2 separate regions of the Homo sapiens genome follow, and region 2 is linked to region 1. A link is a contact called in ENCODE Hi-C or POLR2A ChIA-PET data. All regions are on one chromosome and are shown on one strand. Each heading gives the region's core, a stretch centred on a gene start or an enhancer-like site at or near the end of the contact. The rest is flanking DNA. Distances are from core to core; before and after follow the strand shown. Region 1 has its middle 36 kb from the start of DNAAF10. Region 2 overlaps PPP3R1 (protein phosphatase 3 regulatory subunit B, alpha).

Region 1 (7,403 bases), core at 2,431-4,930:
GGACCTGCTAACAGAAGTCCTGTGCATTGTCCAACCAGCTGAGGACTCAGGGCTGCTAGGACAATGTCCTCTATTATTCCACCCTAAGTACCTGCATATTGCCTGGAGTGGTGAGAAATTCTTTACTCATCCATTTTCCCTACTGGGTCTAGGATGGACAAATGGCAGTATGAAAACTGTGAATCTTTGTTACTGTGTAGGGATCTAGAGGCTAAACCCTTGTCCTCAACCCCAGAACCAGAAAAATGGTTATTAATCAGGACAGCACAGTGAAAGCAGATGCAGATTATCCTCACAGTGCATGGCCATTAATGCAGTTGTCCATAGGTTTTGTATATTTTACATCAAACATCAAGCTTGAATGAAGGAACAGGATTTTGACTTTGTGTTTTTAACTTGAAGCATGAGATTCTAGGTAAAAGGGCTGTGACCAAGTACAGCTGCATTTATACAGTCATGGTGGAGGAATTTTATGAAGGATTCTTTAACAACTGAACTTTGCTTATGGTGTTCTGATCCAACTCTATCCCTAAGCCAACTTAAAACCAGATCACTCAGCAATACCCTTTATACAACACTTTTTTATTTTAATTGAGACTGAGTCTTGCTCTGTCACCCAGGAAGAGTGCAGTGGCGTGATCTTGGCTCACTGTAACCTCCGCCTCCTGGGTTCAAGCACTTCTCCCACCTCAGCCTCCCAAGTAGCTGGGATTACAGGCATGTGCCACCACGCGCAGTTAATTTTTTTTATTTTTAGTAGGGATGGGGTTTCGCCATGTTGGCCAGGCTGGTCTCAAACTCCTCACCTCAAGTGATCTGCCTGCCTCGGCCTCCCAAAGTGCTGGGATTATAGGCATGAGCCACTGCCCCTGGCCCCTTAATACAACATTTAATAAATGTTGGGCCAGGCGCAGTGGCTTACGCTTGTAATCCTAGCACTTTGGGAGGCCAGGAGTTCAAGACCAGCCTGGGCAACATAGTGAGACACTGTCTCTACAGAAAATTTTTTTTTTAAATTAGCTGGGTGTGGTAGCACAGCTTATAGTCCCAGCTGCTTGGGAGGCTGAGGCAGGAGGATCACTTGAGCCAAGGAGGTTGAAGCTGCAGTGAGTGGTGACTGTGTTACTGCACTCCAGCCTGGGGAAAATGAGAGACCCTGTCTCAAAAATAAATAAATAAATAAAAGCAAATGTTGGTGGGTGATTAAAATGATAAAATAATGATAAAACAAGTAATTAGGAAAAAAAAGTCCATCTTAACCTCTGGCCTGTTTTTTGAAGGCATTGTTGTTGATTAGGGTTAGGTTCAGCTGCGGGTAACTGAAAACCCAAAATAAAGATTACGCATTATCCAGTGTGCCTGTTCCAGTTGAACCATCACATCCACATTCCAGACATCAGAAAAGTAGGAAAAGTAAGAAAAAGAACATCTTGCACTTTGAAGAGCACTTTTGCTTGTATCCATTGGTGATGATTTGGTCCTGTGTCTCGGTCTCACCTATCACAGTGAGACCGAGAAGCATAAACCTGATTGTGTGCAGTGTTATACCCGGCTACCATTTGGGAGTTCTGGTCCTGAGGAAGTAGGGAAATGGATGTTGGGAGGTGTAACTGGATTCTGCCGCCCTGACAGAGCCGTCAAGCACGGCCTCCCTGGCTGCGTCCTCCCATGAGGTGAAAACTAGGGCGCTACCAATGCGTGCTTCCTTAGGCCAGATCTGGGTCTTGGCACCCAATACTCCCTTTTGGCAATTGTATCTTCTCCATCAGCTCTTGTAAACCAGACACCATGGAATCCCTTGGTTTTTTAAGTTACTTTTATTATCCTTTATGTGCACCAATGCAAGCCCAGCCCAGTACAAAAACAGGAAAGGAAAACTCCCCCTACACACTCAAATTGATCTTCATACTACATTTCTTTTCTTGGGAATTTGTTTGTACTTAATAATAACTTCTTTCGAATCCCAAATACCTTTTCCACTCAGGGGCAGTACAAAGTCACGCGCAGTAGAACATGAACGGCGCAGCTTACCTCATGCGTGTCCATAAACTCACCAAAGGAACTTGAAGGGAGAACAGTGTCTTTATGATCCGGCGTGTCTTGGTACCTGCTTAAAGTCACTTTTGCTTGTGATTTAGCTGGATACACTTTGCATATATACATGAAAAATAATTTTTTTTCTGGGAATGTCTAAGGACTATCCAACACACAAAATGATTTCATCCTTTTCTGAATGAGAACAGCCCGAAAGTTTCTGGCAAATACGCAGGGTTCGTGAGATATGAAATTCAATTATGTCGTGGTACATAAGGTCCGCCTCTTCACGACTTTCAGTGGATTTTCTTCCCCTGGGAAGGAGGCCCCTCAGCCGCACGTTCCGAATCCCAGGCCGTCCTTGTACCTGAAGACCCAGTGGTGCGCTGCCCCCTTGTGGGAGATGTGGGCATTGCAGACCTTTCAACACAAGGAAACGGAATTTGTCTTTCAAATGCAGCTGGAAAAATCTATCCTGTTTAATTCCCAGGAGGCACGCAAGCCAAACTGGACCTTGAGAAAGACATTATCTTACAGAAATGTCTTCCAAAAATGTGATTGTGTTTATGAAGAAAACCCACTTTGTATATAACAACACTGCATAGCATGCCTATGCTTCTTTTTACAGAATGGGTTTTTTAACCAAAAGTTGGATCATTAGCTTTATTATAGATTCAGTCTTACTGGTAGCATCACAAGGCTAACTTCCAAGAGAAAATATTTGGCTTTTTATAAAGTGAGGAATTATTTTGTAAAGTAAATAGTACATGCCTCTATCTCCTACCAACCGTTTATTCTGTAAATTCTGATTTTAACGAAGCATTTCTCAGAGTAAGGACTTCTTTATACCATCACTTAACTTCCTGCAGGAATTCTAGAATTTCTCTCCATCTTCTTTGCACCAGATCCAATGTTTTGTTTTGTTTTGTTTTGTTTGAGACAGAGTTTTGCTCTTGTTGCCCAGGCTGGAGTGCAATGGCACGATCTCAGCTCACTGCAACCTCCGCCTCCTGGGTTCAAGCGATTCTCCTGACTCAGCCTCCCAAGTAGCTGAGATTACAGGCGCCCACCACCACGCCCGGCTAATTTTTGTATTTTTAGTAGAGACGGGGTTTCTCCATGTTGATCAGGCTGGTCTCGAACTCCTGACCTCGAGTGATCCGCCTGCCTCGGCCTCCCAAAGTGCTGGGATTACAGGCATGAACCACCGTGCGCAGCCATATAGCCACTGTTTTTAAAAGCCATTTCTGCACTACCAAGTTAGTGAGTAGCAGCCCTCCACCTGCCCACCTTTGGCGTATGGACCATGCAGCTAAAAGAAGCAACACAAAATAAACTGTGGTCAAAAGAGACTCACAGTTCTCCCTCACACCGGAGGCTGAAGACACTCACACTTCCTCCTTTTAAGTCTTCAACTTTTCTTCTTTATGACACCCAAGGCTTTCATGGCCAGTCAGAACGTCAGTGCCAGAAGAGGCCTTTGAGACCTCTGCACTCAATTTCTGCATTTGAAGACAGACCCAGGCCCTCATCTCCTGACCCCTCATCCAGTGATATTCTCCTGCACCTCCCTGAGGAGTTGCTCAACACTCTGATCCCTCCGAGAAGCCTGGGGTACCTCTAAATTTAACATGCCAGAAACCGAGAACTCTATGCAAACAACACCACTGCTCAGAGGTGATAAGGGTAAGCAAATAAACCACCAGGGAGAAACAGAAGCAGAGTTTTGGCTCTCACCACCCTGTAGATAAACAAGTGTTTGATCTGGGCTGAGCACATCCCTCATCTGGTGAGAGATAACATTCACACTCAGAGGGAGTCTGTGCTTGCAGCCAACAGGTTTGGAACCCTATTGAGCGCTGACCTGGCCGCACACAGACTGAACTAGGGCTCAGGAATGATGGACCAGGGGAAATTTTGTTACCACCCAGGGGGAAAGAGAGGGTCTTCCTGCATTCCTAAGAGCTCACAGGCTAAAGGGCCCTAAGAAAGCAGACACAGAAGACACAGAAGCCTCAGCTAAGGGGGAGTCCTGACGGCCACAGTCCCCACTAATCCACTATGGGCCACTTAGGGCTTGTTGTGAATTTTCCAATCTGTTCCGTAAAGCTTCCTAGGAAGAATGTCAGAAGCCTTATTCTCTTGCTCTCGGTTGAGGCTATGGAAGCTAAAGAAAGCAGTATATGCCAGGCGAGGTGGCTCACACCTGTAATCCCATCACTTTGGGAGGCCAAGGCAGGTGGATCAATTGAGGCCAGAAGTTTGAGACCAGCCTGGCCAACATGGTGAAACCCCATCTCTATTAAAATACAAAAAATTAGCTGCATGTGGTGGCATGCACCTGTAGTCCCAGCTACTTAGGAGGCTGAGGCAGGAGAATCGCTTGAACCTGGGAGGCAGAGGTTGCAGTGAGCTGAGATCACGCCACTGCACTCCAGCCTGGGTGACAGAGTGAGACTCCATCTCCAAAAAAAAAAAAAAAGAAAGAAAGAAAGACAGTGAATGAGGAGTAAACTTGGAGGGAAACCAGTGGCCTGTCTCTAGAGTCTTGATCAGGATCACATTTATAAAGATGATAATGTTGACAATAATAATAATAGCTGCTAATATTTGTGGAGTGCTTACTATATTGTTTCTCTCATGTTGTATTTTTAAATCCCCACCACAAAACTCTGGGGTAAATACTATAGTTTGTTGTTGTTGTTGTTTTGAGATGGAGTCACTCTGTTGCCCAGGCTGGAGTGCACTGGCATGATCTCGGCTCACTGCAACCTCCACCACCCAGGTTCAAGCGATTCTCCTGCCTCAGCCTCCCGAGTAGCTGGGATTACAGGCGTGAGCCACCATGTCTGGCTAATTTTTGTACTTTTAGTAGACATGGGGTTTCACCATGTTGGCCAGGCTGGTCTTGAACTCCTAACCTCAGGTGATCCACATGCCTTGGCCTCCCAAAGTGCTGGGATTACAGGCGTGATAATAAACTCTTAACCTCACCATTTTTGTATATAAGTGGAGGTCGTCAGAGCACTTTTTTCATCCATTTTGCTACTTGGACTTAAGGATGAAAGTCCTATTACAAACTGTTGTCACAGTGAATGTTGGCATTGGGAAGGGTGCTGGGGAGAACAGGGAAAGAGCACAGGAGCCTGAAAGGGGAGGAGGGGGAAGGGATTTCCACACACTCTCGCCACAGCCTGTTACCGTCTCCACGGCAGCAGAGCAGCAGGTTGCCTCCCCATGCCCACTCTCCCCTCCCGCCTCAACAACAGGAGCCCATTTTAATCACAGCACATAATAAAGACTGTATCTCCCAGTCTCCCTATCAGCAAGGTGTGGACACTGTGGAGCATGAGGATGGGCCTGTCGTCCAGAGGGGGTAAAAACAAAAGCATAAGGAGTCTGGCCCTGGTGATCTGGGAGCCACCATACCTGCCCTAGGCTGTTTACCTTGATGACTTTGACAATAGACAAAAATACTTGTTTCTTGTTTAAGCCAATAAGAGGTTAGGGCTTTCCCTTGTATTCATGAATGAATGTCTTCGTACATTTTGTGATGCTATAAAAGAATACCTGAGGCTGGGTAATTTATAAAAGAAAGACGCTTATTTAGCTCACAGTGCTGCAGGCTGAGAAGTTCAAGGGCACAGCCCCGGCTTCTGGTGAGGTCCCTCACTCATGCTGCCTCACAAGATGGTGGAGAACGTCAGAGGGGAAGCAGACATGTGAGAAGAGAGGGAAAGCCGAAGGGCGTCTGACTTTATAACAACCCACTCTCGGGAATGAATCCATCCCCACGAGAACTAATTCAGTCTCACAAGAGACAGAGCTCACTACTGGGAGAACAGCACCAAGCCATTTATGAGGGATCCACCGCTATCACCCAAACACTTCCCACTAGACCCCGTGCCCCAAGAGCACCACATCGGGGCTCAAATTGCAACATGAGCTTTGGTGGTGACAAACCAACCATATCTAAACCACAGCAGAGACCTAATCCTAACTACTAGCTGCTAACTTCTAAAAATTTTTACAGAGGGGAAACAGGCTCAGTGAAAGTAAGTAACTTTGTCCAAAGACATGCAAATATTACCCAGCAGAATTCGGTTTTGAATCTGTCTGTCTGATCCAAGACTTCATCTTTCCAGCATGGTCTATACTAACAAATGTAATTGGACATGCGTGTATGTGGTGCTTTATAATTTGCAAATATTTTCTTATATATTATGCAGTGTCTACAGTTTGGAATTTTTTGGCTGCAAGCAACAGAAATAGACTCTGAATAACTTATATGAAAGAGGACTCTTAGGAAGATTTAGGGTAGTAAATTAGACAGAGATCAATTAGAGAAGCAAAGCACTAGGGATTTCTTTCTTTCTTTTTCCTTTTTTTTTTTTTTAGATAGTCTCCCTTCTTTGCCCAGGCTGGAATGCAATGGCACCATCTTGGCTCACTGCAACCTCTGCCTCCCAGGTTCAAGCAATTCTCCTGCCTCAGCCTCCCAAGTAGCTGTGATTACAGGCACGTGCCAGCACCCCTGGCTAATTTTTGTATTTTTAGTAGAGACAGGGTTTCATCATGTTGGCCAGGCTGGTCTTGAACTCCTGACCTCAAGTGATCTGCCCACCTCAGCCTCCCAAAGTGCTGAGATTACAGATGTGAGCCACCGCACCCGGCCTCTTTCTTTTCTTTTTTTTTTTAATAACATAATGGGTTTATATTTACTATAGTACTTCTCATCAGGAGGATGTACTCAGTTAATATAAAGTTGTTTTCTTAACATTAAATCTCTTTTCTATGTCAATGTCTATATTGTTTTTTCTGTTTTTTTATTTATTTATTTATTTATTTATTTATTTATTTATTTATTTATTTATTTTGAGACAGAGTCTTGCTCTGTAGCACAGGCTGGAGTGGTGCAGTGGCACAATCTCAGCTCACTGCAACCTCCTTCTCCCGGGTCTGGGTCCCAGTTCAAGCAATTCTCCTGCCTCAGCCTCCTGAGTAGCTGGGATTACAGGCACACGCCACCATGCCCAGCTAATTTTTGTATTTTTAGTAGAGACGGGGTTTCACCATGTTGGCGAGGCTGGTCTTGAACTCCTGACCTCAGGTGATCTGCCCTCTTCGGCCTCCCAAAGTGCTGGGATTACAGGCATGAGCCACCGGTGCCCAGTCTATAGTGTTTTTTTAATATTAAATCTTTTCTGCATTTCACTTCAATATTAGATACACTGAATACATTTTTCTAAACATTTTTCCCCCAGAGATAAAAGTTTCCATTTTTGGCTATCTGGTATCTAAATACAATATTACCTTGAAAGACAACAAAACAAAAATCGAATAAAAATATGGAGAAAAGACTCCTCAAT
Region 2 (7,403 bases), core at 2,203-4,702, 82 kb before region 1:
TTCACCCACACATTGTAGTAATTTTTTTTTTTTGCTTTTTTTTTTCCCAAAACCTCTTTACTATTGGAAGAGCTTAGTTTTATCTGTGAATAGTGCTTTCATATTATAAGATTGTTGAAATCAGTCCTTGACACACTTCACTATTTATACTTCCCTATTTAGGTTAATTCCTGTCATGCCTTCTCATCCCTTCCATACCTAGCTCAAGCCAGTGTTCTCTGTTTGTCCTTATTTAATTGCCCCAGCCACAGTGTCCTCTCAGCTTTTCTTCTTTCAGTGTAGTTGTGCTACTTTTTAAAAAAGTTTAACAGGACTCTAAATTATATGCTGTAACATACTGTATTCTTTCCTGTGCCACACAGATAAGTAAGCACCTACCAAGTACTTATGGATTAGCCACTGGGAAAAAGGGAAATACATAGATTATTACAGTATGGGTAAACTATTACGAGAAATAAAAACACAGGTTCCAAGGAGGAAAAATGACCTTTGGTTAAGGAAATTAAGAAAAGCCTCCTGGAAGGGGTGACATTTGAAAGCTGTGTAGGATTAGAATGTGGATTAATTCTTTGACCTGTGTAGTTATTTCTCTCAGTCTCCTTATATGTTACCGACATCATCAGCATTCTACCCAAACTTGCCTGCATTACCTGGTTTTAATAAATGATTTTGCTCCTAATGCTTGAGAAAACTAGGGACTGAGAAAACTTGGGGATGATTTAAGTGTTGGCCTCCCCCCTCACCTCTGCCTGCCACAAGAGAAACTTGTCTGATCTCACATTTAATCTTAACCTCCTTTCCTTCAGTATCAGGCCTCCCTTTTTCATGGTTAGCCCTTCCCCTGTGCTTTTGATCTTGTGCTATCTCATCTCTAGGATCTTACTTTGTTAAGTTTCTCTTTATTTTCCCATATGTCTTCAGCTTCTTCCTCTCTTCAGTTTATAACACAGTCGACTTCTCTTTGATTTTGATCCTGCATGTACCTGGAAGTTTCTCTCTGTTCTTTCACGTATTTGAACCTTTTAAGAGCCGCCGGGCGCGGTGGCTCACGCCTGTAATCCCAGCACTTTGGGAGGCCGAGGCGGGCGGATCACCTGAGGTCCGGAGTTCAAGACCAGCCTGACCAACATGGAGAAACCCCGTCTCTACTAAAAATACAAAATTAGCCGAGTGTGGTGGCGCATCCCTAAATCCCAGCTACTCAGGTGGCTGAGGCAGGAGAATGGCTTGAACCCAGGAGGTGGAGGTTGCTGTGAGCCGAGATCGCGCCATTGCACTCCAGCCTGGGCAACAAGAGCGAAACCCCCTCTCAAAAAAAAAAGAAGAGCCTACACAATCACCTTTATTTCCTTATTTCTGCTAATTTCTTGGTCTACTGCAATCTGGCTTTCGGCTGCTATAACTCCACGGACACTGCTATCAAGGTCATCTTCATTTTATCAACACATTGTCTAATTGCCACATCTGGATTGATTTAAAAAATCTACAAAATCACTTGTGACCTTTGGGGAAATTTGAACACTGATTATTTGATACCAAATAATTAATTTTTAGGTGTGATAATGTTATGATGTGTTAAAGAGTTTTTATCTTTTAGAGATAATACTGTTTAGGCTAGGTGCAGTGGCTCACCCCTGTAATCCCAGCACTTTGGGAGGCCGAGGTGGGTGGATCACCTGAGTTCGAGACCAGCCTGACTGACATGGTGAAACCCCATCTCTACTAAAAATGTAAAAAGTTAGCAGGGCATGGTGGTGCATGCCTGTAAACCCAGCTACTTGGGAGGCTGAGGCAGGAGAATTGCTTGAACCCGGGAGGCAGAGGTGGCAGTGAGCTGAGATTGCGCCATTGCACTGCAGCCTGGGCAACGAGTGAAACGCCGTTTCAAAAAAAAAAAAAAAAAAAGATAATACTGATTACTTACAAGGAAATGATATGTCTGGGATTTGCTCTGAAATAACTGGGGTGGGATATAGATAACATTTTTCTTATGTTTAATGGTTGAAACTGGATGATGAGCATATAGAATTCATTATACTCTTTTTTCAAACTTTGTGTGTGTTTGAAATTTTCTATTATTGAAAAGTTGGGGCTTTTTAAATAAATGGAAAAGGGGAGAAGGAAGTAACCAAGAATAAAATCAATAAGAAATAATTATTTAATTACAATTCAGAATGGCATGCAGACTGTAAACTTTAATAATAAGTGGCTGTTCAAACTAATTTTCACCAGTAAAAGAATTGGGACTTTGACAGTGGAAGCATAATGCCTGGCATAAAGCAGATGCTGAGTAAATAATTGGTTGACTGAATTAGCTAGCAAGAGCTCAGAGCTGGATTACATAGACAACTCGTTGGATAATTTTAAAGGCTGTATACCTTTGGGAAAACCTGGTAGTTACTAGTCACCCCATTTGTTTTCATAAATAATAACAATCCATAATGGTATGGTGCTTACCATGTCCCAGGAATTATTCTAAGCGTTTTACATACATTAATTCTTTTAATTCTCATATTAGCCTCAGGAGAGGGGCACAATTACTTTCCCCATTGTACAGATGAGGAAATAGAAGCAAAGAGACTTTAAATAACTGGCTTAAGTCACACAGCAGGTGAAGTAACAAAGCCATGATTTGATCTTAGGCCATCATGTTTCATAGTCAATATTTTTAATCATAGTATTATATAGTCTGTCTTCAGTAAATCTTACAAAATTAATGTTATAATTGTCTACATGAATAATTCTAGGCAAGACTAGATTTGTCTAAGACATAGGTATTCTGATATATATATATCAGAATATATATATATAGTGTGTGTGTGTATATATATGTATATGTCATTCAATTCAGTGTTGGATTTTTATTGAATTTATTCTAGGCCGTTGTGACTTTATTTCTGTCTGTTGGCTAACCTCTCTGGACTAGGAAATGTATACTCTGTTGAGGTGATTTGCTCAAAGTGGAAGCCTTAGTTCTAACTTGGCATGATAACTTTGGAAAAGTGACTGAGTGCAAGATACTACCTTAGATAATTTAAGCAGAAGACTAGATTGGGGCACAATTGAAAGTAAGAGTGGAAAATCAGATTCAGCTAATTTTTGATAAAGCCAGTGTAATTCTGAGTGGTTTAGATAAAATTAGTAAACACAAGGGCTGTTTTGTAGACTAAATGTAGGTGAAAGATTAAATCTTTTATCTAAAAAGATGTCTCATCTCTCTTTTGTTAGAAGGTCCCCTAAGAAGAGCTTGGCAGACTCTGAAGGAACCTCTCCTTTTGCATAATGAACTGCCAGTAGAAACCCTTCTAGCCGTTAGAACGCTGTTTCTGTTTTTAGTAAACAGTTTCACATTCAGGCAGTTTTGTTTCTGGTTTGAGTATTTACAGGTGATGTGAAAGTTTAAGGATAATAACTTTGCTGTTAATGTCTGCTCTTAATCACATTCGTCTCAGGGAGGTTTGCTGTTTTGAAAACAGTGTTTTCAGAGAAAAAGGTTATCTGTAGTTAATTTGATTTCCTCTTTCATTTCAGCATTTTTTTTTTTTTGAGACAGAGTTTCTTTCTTGTTGCCCAGGCTGGAGTGCAATGGCGCGATCTCGGCACACTGCAACCTCTGCCTCCTGGGTTCAAGCTATTCACCTGCCTCAGCCTCCCGAGTAGCTGGGATTACAAGCATGTGCCACCACACCTGGTTAATTTTGTATTTGTATTAGAGACAAGGTTTCACCATGTTGGTCAGGCTGGTGTTGAACTCCTGACCTCAGGTGATCCACCCGCCTTGGCCTCCCAAAGTGGTGGGATTACAGGTGTGAGCCACTGTGCCTGGCCCTAAAATGCCATTTATTGTTAAAACATTGTATGCCGTTAATTTTGAAATTGACTTGTGCAGTTGTTGCTTTACATTAACATCTTCATAAATTTATTATACAGTTAATGTTTCTTAGACAGTTTACCAGCTGTCATTTATCATTTACTTGGTAATTTAGTGATCTCAATTCTGATTTAATTCACCTAGTCACTGAGAATTACTTATGCTTTGCTTGCTCTCAGTAAAGCATTAGAATTAAGTAATGACGAGAAGAACAAAGGATTTTCTTAAGTATAGTACATGAACTTAAATAGTTTGGGTTACCTTGTTTTAGTGTTACAGACGGTTTTTAATAATCCCTGGATTCAAATTAGCCGGGTATGGTGGTGGGTGCCTGTAGTCCCAGCTACTCGGGAGGCTGAGGCAGGAGAATGGCGTGAACCTGGGAGGCGAAGCTTGCAGTGAGCTGAGATCATGCCACTGCACTCCAGCCTGGGCGACAGAGCGAGACTCCGTCTCAAAAAAAAAAAAAAAAAAAAAAAAAAAATTCCCTGAACTCTCTAGTATATATTAAATATTTCAAGTTTTTAAACAAGTAGTCTCAAGTAAAGGACTGGCCGGGCACAGTGGCTTACACCTGTAATCCCAGCACTTTGGGAGACCGAGGCAAGTGGATCACCTGAGGTCGGGAGTTCGTGACCAGCCTGGCCAACATGGTGAAACCTCGTCTCTACTAAAAATAGAAAAATTAGCCGGGCATGGTTGTGGGTGCCCGTAATCCCAGCTACTTGGAAGGCTGAGACAGGAGAATCACTTGAACCCAGGAGGCAGAGGTTGCAGTGAGCCGAGTCTGTGTCATTGCACTCCAGCGTGGGAGACAGAGCGAGACTCCATCTCAAAAAACAACAACAACAACAACAACAACAACAACAAAAAACGAAAAAAGAAAAGGAAGGACTGGCTTTATTTGCTTTATCCACACTGTCAAATTTTGGTATTGTGGCAGCACTAAGAAATTTGTAGTTTCGGTAATGAGGTTCATGACATATAGTAATCTCGTTATCTAGCACAAATTTGAGTAATTTGAAGAAATCAGTTACTTTAGCTAGTGAAAAAGTCTAGCTATCTGCGTAACAAAAATAAAACTTCTTGAATCTTTCTCAGAATGTTAGAGCAAAAGATAAAAGATATGGAAAAATGTGCAAGGAAAGAATGATTTGGAGAACACAGAGTGATAGCGTCTGACTGAAAGAAATTTCAGGAGCTGTATTAGATAACATAGAAGGGGAAATAATCAGTGAAATAAAAGGAGAAATTTCTCTTTCTTGAAAAATTGAATCTTTTGTTTAAAAGCATTCTGATTGCCAAGATTAGATGAAAGAACATCTATGTTTAGTTTCAACTTTTGTAATTTTAAAATTTCAAGAGTAAAAAAACCCTAAAAGCCTCCAGACATAGAAGTTGTTACCTAAAAAGAATAGGAGTCCGCTGGCATTGGACTTCTTCACAGCAGCAGTAGTTGGTAGAAGGCAGTGGAGTAATACATTCAAAGTTCGGAGTTTCTAATCCAGAATTTGATAACAGCCAAATGATCACTCAAATGTGAGAACAAAAAAAGACATTTTCAGAAATTTAAGGACTTGGGAAGGTTAACTTAAACGAGTTCTTGAATATGTACCTAGCAAAATGAAATAGAAGTTCAAGAAAGAGGATGAAATGAGACCCCAGAAACGGAATTCCTAACTAACACACCAGTGAAAATCTCAGGATAACAACTATGCCATAGGCCTAGAAAGCAGTTGGTTCAAATTAGAACGAAATGGCAGAGTTGTCTGTGAAGAATGTCTTCAAGAAGAAAGTAAAAGCCGTTATATGAATTATGTGGTGGAATTTTTTAATGTTAAGATAAAAGTCAACGAGAGAAAAAAAAGAAACTGGGGGATGCAGTATGACATTCTTGGCAGTAAACCACATTAAGCTTTGGAGGAGCCATACGTGTAAGTAAGTCTTGAATAATGGAGGCTGAAAGTAAAAGAAGACTCTTAAATATGCATTCTTTTGTGGAAATATAATTTTTTTTAAAGGAAAATAGGGTGGGGAGTGGAGTGTGGTACAAAGCTAAAGAAAGGTGCAGCTAACATTCAAATGCAACATCACATAGGAACAGTAGATAAAATAAGAGGAAGATCTGGAAAATGTGATGTAATGGGATGGGATTGGACTTAATATATAGAAAAAAGAAATGCTTTAGGAGCCAGATCTTTTGAATAAGATGTATCATTGAACTAAGCAGTATACATTTTAGTTTAAAAAAATAAACAGTATATCTTTAAGCAGGGTTATTAATAACAGAATACTTGAAGGTATATTTGTATCATATTATGAATACATGCTTTTCATTAACTTACTGCCTGTATTGATTTGAACCATAATGTGGATAAACCAAAAGGAGAAAAACAATAATACACAGGCCTTCAGTAGGAAAAACGGTAATATACATGTTGAGAGAAGGGTTAGAAAGGACGTCTTAGTAAAACATGGTCTGATTTTTATCAATCTAGAGTGGGAAGACTCTTATTCTCTTTTCTCCACATTTAGCCCAGAAATGCAGGTTGGGGGAATAGAAATGATGCCTAAGGCTCCTTGCTGACTCTTCAGATGGAACTAACATAGGAAAAGAAATTAGATCAGAAAGTATTTCAAGAAATCCCAGTCACCTCACTTTGTCATCAAGCTTTATAACATCGAGCAGCTTACCTCACTCCTTGGGTTTGTTTCCTCATCTTGAGTTTGTCATCTTCAAGGTTTCTTGTGACTGCTTACGTTACATGGCTTTTCTATGCTAGATTTTCTCGTGAAGCTCACTGAGCACTGAAAATAATTCTAAGAATGTATTTTTAGGATTGTTATAAATGTTCAGCTTCTTTTGTGACATCTTTGGACGCCATTGGGTGAATGAGTTCTAGTGTGTTGGTCATTTTTAGTCATTTTTTATATAAGGAGGAAGTCAGTGGTATGTGGTATTTATATTTTGAAGGAGCAATCTAGAAAACAAAACACAATCACAGTATCAGTAATGAAAGCACTGAAATCATTGCAGATCCTTACAGATGTTAAAAGGATAACAAAAGAATGTTAGAAGCAATTTTATGCCAATAAGTTCCATACCTTAGATGAAATGGACAAATTCCTTGCAAAACAAATTACTAAAACTGACAATAAGAGGAAATAGTAAATCTTAATAGCCTTTTATTAGTTAATAAAATTGAATTCATATTTCAAAATCTTTCTACAAAGAAAATAGTAAGGTCAAACGGCTTTACTGGTAAATTCTATCAAATTTAATGAAAAGAAAGAAAGAAACACAGTCTTATCTAGACTCTTAGAAAATAGAAGCTAGCATTACCTTGATGGTAATACCAAAGACATTATAATAAAATCAATATGGAATATAAACCAACATTATTTGAGAATATATGTGCAAAAAATCATTTAGTATTTGCAAGTCAAATTCGGTGGTGTGTAAAAAGGATGATAAAACACAACCAAGGGGATTTTTATACCAGTAATGCAATTTTAACATTCAAAAATTAAT

The links. Hi-C counts contacts between places; a loop is a spot of excess contacts on that map. ChIA-PET counts read pairs that join two places held with the same protein, here RNA polymerase II (POLR2A). Pooled maps may share reads with other maps.
Region 2: a map with no recorded cell type shows a loop between it and region 1 (7-fold over the local background). The contact joins two enhancer-like sites. A Hi-C loop is called at or near these places in 8 of 168 maps with a recorded cell type or tissue (CD4-positive, alpha-beta T cell, HL-60/S4, Right ventricle myocardium inferior and 5 more), 9 of 37 single-sample maps with no recorded cell type and 9 of 50 pooled maps. POLR2A ChIA-PET finds 5 or more read pairs at or near these places in 6 of 52 experiments (GM12878, T-cell, activated B cell and 2 more).

What each region holds. Positions count from the first base shown.
Region 1 is chr2:68,117,593-68,124,995 of GRCh38, reverse strand. It overlaps the pseudogene PPIAP64. Among named protein-coding and RNA genes, the nearest start is that of DNAAF10, 36 kb to the left of the region's middle. RefSeq lists enhancers at 2,265-2,559, 3,408-3,487, 3,498-3,667, 3,898-4,057. Within about 2 kb of position 3,680, at least 4 of the 41 ENCODE cell types and tissues checked have a DNase peak (open chromatin) inside an H3K27ac peak, as active enhancers do.
Region 2 is chr2:68,199,745-68,207,147 of GRCh38, reverse strand. All of the region lies in intron 2 of PPP3R1 (protein phosphatase 3 regulatory subunit B, alpha), which reads left to right. Among named protein-coding and RNA genes, the nearest start is that of PNO1, 46 kb to the right of the region's middle. RefSeq lists an enhancer at 1,080-1,580. Within about 2 kb of position 3,452, at least 4 of the 41 ENCODE cell types and tissues checked have a DNase peak (open chromatin) inside an H3K27ac peak, as active enhancers do.